2 separate regions of the Homo sapiens genome follow, and region 2 is linked to region 1. Evidence: chromatin loops called from intact Hi-C (ENCODE). Cell type or tissue: HCT116. All regions are shown on one strand. Each heading gives the region's core, and the rest is flanking DNA. Links, peaks and the distances in the headings are about the cores only.

Region 1 (2,800 bases), core at 167-2,666:
CGGATGCAGCAAATAGACAATTACACTGTGGCTGGTGGGGGTCTGGTCTCCACTCTCTGAAAAGGTGTTACAGTGGCGGGAAGGCAGCCAAGCAGACACACAGGTGTGCATGGGTCAGTGGTGTTACAGACTGACTGTGTCCCTCCCGTGTTCATATGTCAAAGCCCTTAAGCCCTAATGTGAGTGCATTTGGAGATGGGACCTGTAAGGAGGTAGTTATGGTTAAATGGGGTCATAAGGGTGGGGTTCTAATTTGACAGGACTGGTGTCCTTCTCAGAGGAGACACAGAGATTGTTCTCTCTCTGCAAGTGGACAGAGAAGAGGCCATGTGAAGAAATGAGAAGGCAGCTGTACGCAAGCCAGGGAGGGAGGCCTCACCAGAAACCAACCCTGACAGCACCTTGACCTTGAACTTCTAGCTTCCGGAACTATGAAAAAATTAGTTTCTGTTATGGAAGCCTCCCACGGTATGGCATTTCATTACAGCAGCCCCAGTACACTGAGGGATGGTAGCTGGAGGTCAATAGATGAATAACAAAATTAGACGGATGATAGACAGGGATATCATTGTCCGTCTTAAATTACCAGACTCAGAAAATATGATTAAGCATAGAGTTTACTGGAGCCCAGAGCTTAAGGACAGCCACCTGGGAGCACAGGTTCAAGCTGCCCTAAATCGAAGCTCCCATTAGCAGCAGCCTCTGACTCCCGCCCGAGGGCCCCCAGCACTACTGTGGAATTCCGGCCGGAACACACAGCCTGGACCTGGTCATGAGAAACGGCCCCACAAGCCCAACTTGAGATGCATTTTACAGAATAAGTGGCTTAAACGTCTCAAAAACGTCAAGGTCAGGAAAGGTCAAATTAAAGGAGACAAAGAGGTAAGAGAATAATGTAACAGTGAGCCAGCACCATTCCTGCCTCTGCAAAGGGGAAGGTGAGGGGATTGTTCCCATTATCAGGGGAAAGGGGTTCTCAGGAGACCTGGAGAAACGCCCAGGCGTAGCCTGGCCTGGGGCAACTGGAGCCGACCACTGCAGTGGGCTCTGGCAGGCACTGCGTCTCCCCCGAGGTCTCTGCTGAAAACAACGACCACGGAGGCCCTGATGCCTCCTACCTGGGCTGTGACCCTGGCCTAGGGCTCCTCGCACCTCCTGCACCCCACAGCCTCCGGGCCAGGCTCCGGCTCCCACCCAGTCCCTGCAGCCAAGGGAAGCCGCTGCCTGCAGGCCTGGAGGGCTCCCTGTTCCAGCTGCTCCCTCACTGGCCTCCGGCAGGGTCAGGACAGAGAGGGGGTGGCAAATCCACTGACCCCAGCGGAAGCCTCGCCAGAGTCTCCCAGGCACCGGTGGACCCAGGCATCTGGGGCCAGCGGGGAGGCCACGGAAAGGGGACAGTGCTGGCTCTGGGCCCCTCGGGGGACCGTCCTGCACTGGTGCCCATGGGCAGCAGAGGGCGCCCCTGACCATCCCTCCATGGCGTCCGCAGGAGCCTCACCAGCCTCAGGGTCCAGGGGCACCCACCCAGCTGTCAACCTAGCTGTCTGGAGTGAGCTTCAGTGGGAGGGGAGGAGGGGGCCTGCGATTGTGCAGGGACGAGGCTGGGGGAGCAGAGACTCCAGAAACCGTGTCCCACACCCCGCACTGCCCCTCACTGTGCAGCCCCAGCCTCCCTCCTAGAGCCCCCCAGCTGCTAGGCTGTGACAATTGCTTGTGTATCTGGACCCAGCAGGCTACAGGTCACTGTGACCTTGGGGCCTGGGGTCCCAAAGCCAGGCTGCCTGCCCCCGTTTCCCCCACCGCCATCTCCAGAGCCACCATCACCAGTTCTGCCACCCTCGGCCCTCCCTGTCACTGCAGGGCAGCCCTGGACTCGCTCAGACCCTGAGTTCAGACCCTGGGGTGCAGAGGCTGATGGCCCGGCGCTGGCCTCCTGAGCCCTCCTCACCCCTGGGCACTCACTGAGTACTGGGCCTGCTCTCCTGAGGGCAAAAGAGCACCCAACCCCTCCCCCAGCTCTGAAACAACCCTCAGATCCTGATGCTTTTGGGGTCACATGTTTGGGGAGGGAACTGGCAGTAGCCCAGGAGCCCTAGATCACGGAGGTCACCCTGCTGAACGCGAGGGTCTCTGCCTCCCAAGGGTGGGGACTCCAGAGGCCGGGCACCTGGGAGGGCCTTGCTCTGGGCCCTCCGGCCTGGCTGTGGCTGGCACCCTGGGACCCCAGACCCAGCCCAGAGCAGGGATGGCTGCGTCTCGCTCCCAGTTTGTCCTGATCCCAGAGCCTCCAGCCACAGCTCCGTAAGGTGGGCACTGAGATGGCCCTGAGGCCTGGAGGCCCTGAACGGAGATGAGGTCTCTTTCCACAGACCAGCCGCGTTCCCACCGCACCCTCTCTTTGGGGTTTGATTGGCCCAGGGAGTGTGAGTGTTCCTGAGAAGCCCAGATGTTACCCAGGCACTCGGCCCCAGGCTCTGTGACTCCCATGTGGGGACAATGGAAACCAGATGCTGGGAAGCTGGGCTGGGTGGGCGGGCCCCTGGCAGCTGTGTGCTGCGTCCATCTGGACTGGTCTCTGAGCCCCGGGCCTGTGGACCTCGGCCTCATGGGAGCCCCAGCTCTGTCACTGTTACTCCCTCCATCAGCTCCCACCGACAGAGTGGACATTCTCTTGACAACTTGAGAAAACGGAGCTTCTGGGAGCCTGTGTCCCGACCCGAGCTCAGGCAACTAGTGGGTGACAGAGCTGGGACCGCACCCAGTTCTGACTGCCCCAGCTTTCCTGGCACATCCAGCCTGG
Region 2 (2,800 bases), core at 91-2,590, 240 kb after region 1:
GGGTTCACGCCATTCTCCTGCCTCAGCCTCCGGAGTAGCTGGGATTACAGGCTCCTGCCAGCACACCCAGCTAATTTTTTTTGTATTTTTTAGTAGCATCGGGGTTTCACCATGTTAGCCAGGATGGTCTCTATCTCCTGACCTTGTGATCCGCCCACCTTGGCCTCCCAAAGTGTAGGGATTACAGGCGTGAGCCACCGCACCTGGCCAATGATCCCCATTTCTGAGTACACCTGGAGGTGATGGGAATTCTGCACAGGGCTGGGAAGGCTCCACCTCAAATCTCACCCCGAGCTGGGCTCACAGGTACACAGCCTGGTCTCAGTTCAAAGGGCCGGTGACCAAACCCTAGTGAGACAGAGCTGGGCACTGACCAGACAGACATGGGGACTGGGCAGGGGGTGGTGTGTGGCAGAGGCATCCAGACATCGTGCACTGGAGGGACAAGGCAGGGACCACCAGAAAAGCATTCTCGCCAAAGAAACACAATGGGATCGAGCCTCAGGGCCTGGCCAGTTTACAAAAACTCAGGGAACATAAGAAGCAACCAGTCAGATCTGCAATGTGAAGCCCTTCAGGAACAAACCTTCCAGGAGGAGAAAAGAGACCACGAGAGACGGCTGGACTAACAGGAGCTCAAAGACCAACAACTGAAGGCCTGTGCAGGCCTGGCCTGAATCCTGATTCACAAACACCAGCCACAACGTGAGGACTACACTCAGGAACCGTCATAAGTTTGTTGGGTGTGACAACCTCAGAGCAATTTTGTCAAAACACAGACGCCCTCATCAGCTTGAGGTGCACTGATGAGTCGGTGCTGAGGGAGCGCTGGGCAGGGAGGGGCAGGGAGGGGACAGGGAGGGGCAGGGAGGCCAGGGCCTGCTCTAGGGCTTGCTACTCACCTCCACTTTACATGTGTTTTGAAAACCTTTTCACAAAACACGGACAGTGTCCGGGGAGCCTCTGGGGAGCTCAAGGCCAGCTGGGTAAAAGCTCGTGGCTGGGGGCACCTGGCACCAAGGGTAGCCCTGGGGCGGGCAGTGCTGGGCCCACGTGTATCCATCCCAAATGTGACACCCAGGACACCTCTGGAGACTCCACATTTCCACACTGAATCAGGTGGGGGACAGAAGACAGGCACCGCAGGGCGTAACCCTCCTTAGACCACAAGACACAGGGCAACACTGTCTGGGCTTCTGACACGCACAGAGGGGCGCAGGCTCAGCCCAGTCGGACAGGACTGCGGTCTACAGGGCCCCCAGAGCCAGGACAGGACCAGGGTCAGCCAGGATCCACCGGCCTCCCCTCTCCTTGTGCTTGGTGCCCCTCATGACTGGGTTCCAGCCCACTCAGGCCAAGTCCACGGGGAGCTCCCAGGCCCGGCCACACGCCACCACGGTCCTCCAGGCTCCTGTCCTGTCCACCCAGGACCTTTAAGAAGAAGCCCCTTAAATTAAGAGTGCATGGAGGAGAAGCCCCCACTAACCAGAGCCACCTCCTGCCACAGTAACAAGATGAGAGCTTCTGCAGCTCTGGGTCTGTCGTTACACAGCTGAGCCCACTCAGATCATCAGGGCAAAAAGCAAACAGGACAGCTGCAGACAGACATCGAGAACGGTGGGCACCCACACAGAGACCAACAGCACCCACAGGGACACGGCCAGAGGCCTCAACTGACTCAGCCTCTAGTCGCACGCTGCCGGGACCTGGTCCAGGAGGAGTTATTTCTGAACCCCAAAGGAAAAATAATAAAGGGGAGACATGATTGCAAAGGAAGCATGCAGCCGCAGTCCCGCAGCCCTTACCTGCATTTTCATGCCGTCAAGGCCCATCCTGTGAGGAGAAAAAAGCCCAAGTCAGGTGCAAGGAGAAAGCTGGAAGCCCAGCTGCTACCCAGACCCTGCACTCAGGAGGGTCCCAGAGAGGCCGTCTGTCCCCTCCCGAGGCCTGGCACTGGCCTGGATGCCACCCCAGCTGGGCTGCTGGGCTCCTGGGGGTGAGGGCCACACTCTATGGAAAACAGGACACACTCACCCAGAAGGGCCACACCCAAGGCAAGGGGCAGCGGGAGGCTCCCCGACCCCAGGCTGTGCCAGCCCTGCCGCCCTCGTGCAGTGCTGAGGCACCAGAGGAAGAGGCCTGTACAGCGGAAGCTTCCCACCATGGGACGGCTCTCTGCCCTCCATGACAGGGGCCCCACCTCCAGGGCACAGTCCATGGCTGACAAGCTCCCCTTGTCCACAGGCCTCCTGATGCCAACCTGAACCTGCCCTGCTACCTACCACCCCCTTCCTCACTCTACCTTCTGGGAACACCCCACACTTCCACTGGGTGGCAAATCTTCCAATTCAAAGACAACCCTCAGTGGCTTCCACAAGCCCTGACACTGCTGGTTCCTGGAGGTATTCCCTGGCAGTATTCCCAGATGGCACCGTGGGGGCCCCCTCACTGGGATGCAGCTGGGGCTCAGATCCAGTCTTCGTGAGAGGCCCCGCCAGCATATCCCAGCCACACTCACCAGAGATAGTCCGGGATTCTGGAGACATGCTCCTGGAAGGCAGTGGAGGCGGGCCCGTCCACATACCAGCGCACAAGCATGTTGATGGTTTTCGAGATCTGCAGGAGAGACAGCCCTGTCAAGGCTCCGCTCCAGACCCACAGCAGCCTCCAGGGACAAGGTCTCGTCCAGATCCACAGCAGCCCCCAGGCATAAAGTGCCGTGCAGATCACTCAGGGCCAGGACAGGGGCCTTCTGCTCTAACAGGCATTTCCTGAGCGAGGATGGGCAACAACTGTGTCC

What was found. Hi-C counts contacts between places; a loop is a spot of excess contacts. Peaks named below come from ENCODE experiments on the same cell type or tissue, not always from the same donor. Only the 100,000 strongest peaks of a DNase experiment are listed, where the experiment ranks them.
Region 2: it touches region 1 in a loop (10-fold over the local background); 41 of 110 quality-filtered maps call a loop at or near these places.

The regions. Positions count from the first base shown.
Region 1 is chr21:45,969,376-45,972,175 of GRCh38, forward strand. No RefSeq gene overlaps it. Among named protein-coding and RNA genes, the nearest start is that of COL6A1, 11 kb to the right of the region's middle. RefSeq lists a silencer at 1,040-1,334. In HCT116, for the core only: a CTCF peak has its summit at 1,453 (motif pointing right); a DNase peak (open chromatin) is centred at 1,432; H3K27ac peaks cover 363 bases.
Region 2 is chr21:46,211,220-46,214,019 of GRCh38, forward strand. LSS (lanosterol synthase) reads right to left here. Exons shown (of 22, transcript NM_002340.6): 10 at 2,519-2,616; 11 at 1,806-1,833. Among named protein-coding and RNA genes, the nearest start is that of LSS, 16 kb to the right of the region's middle. In HCT116, for the core only: no CTCF peak of the experiment used is centred there; no DNase peak of the experiment used is centred there.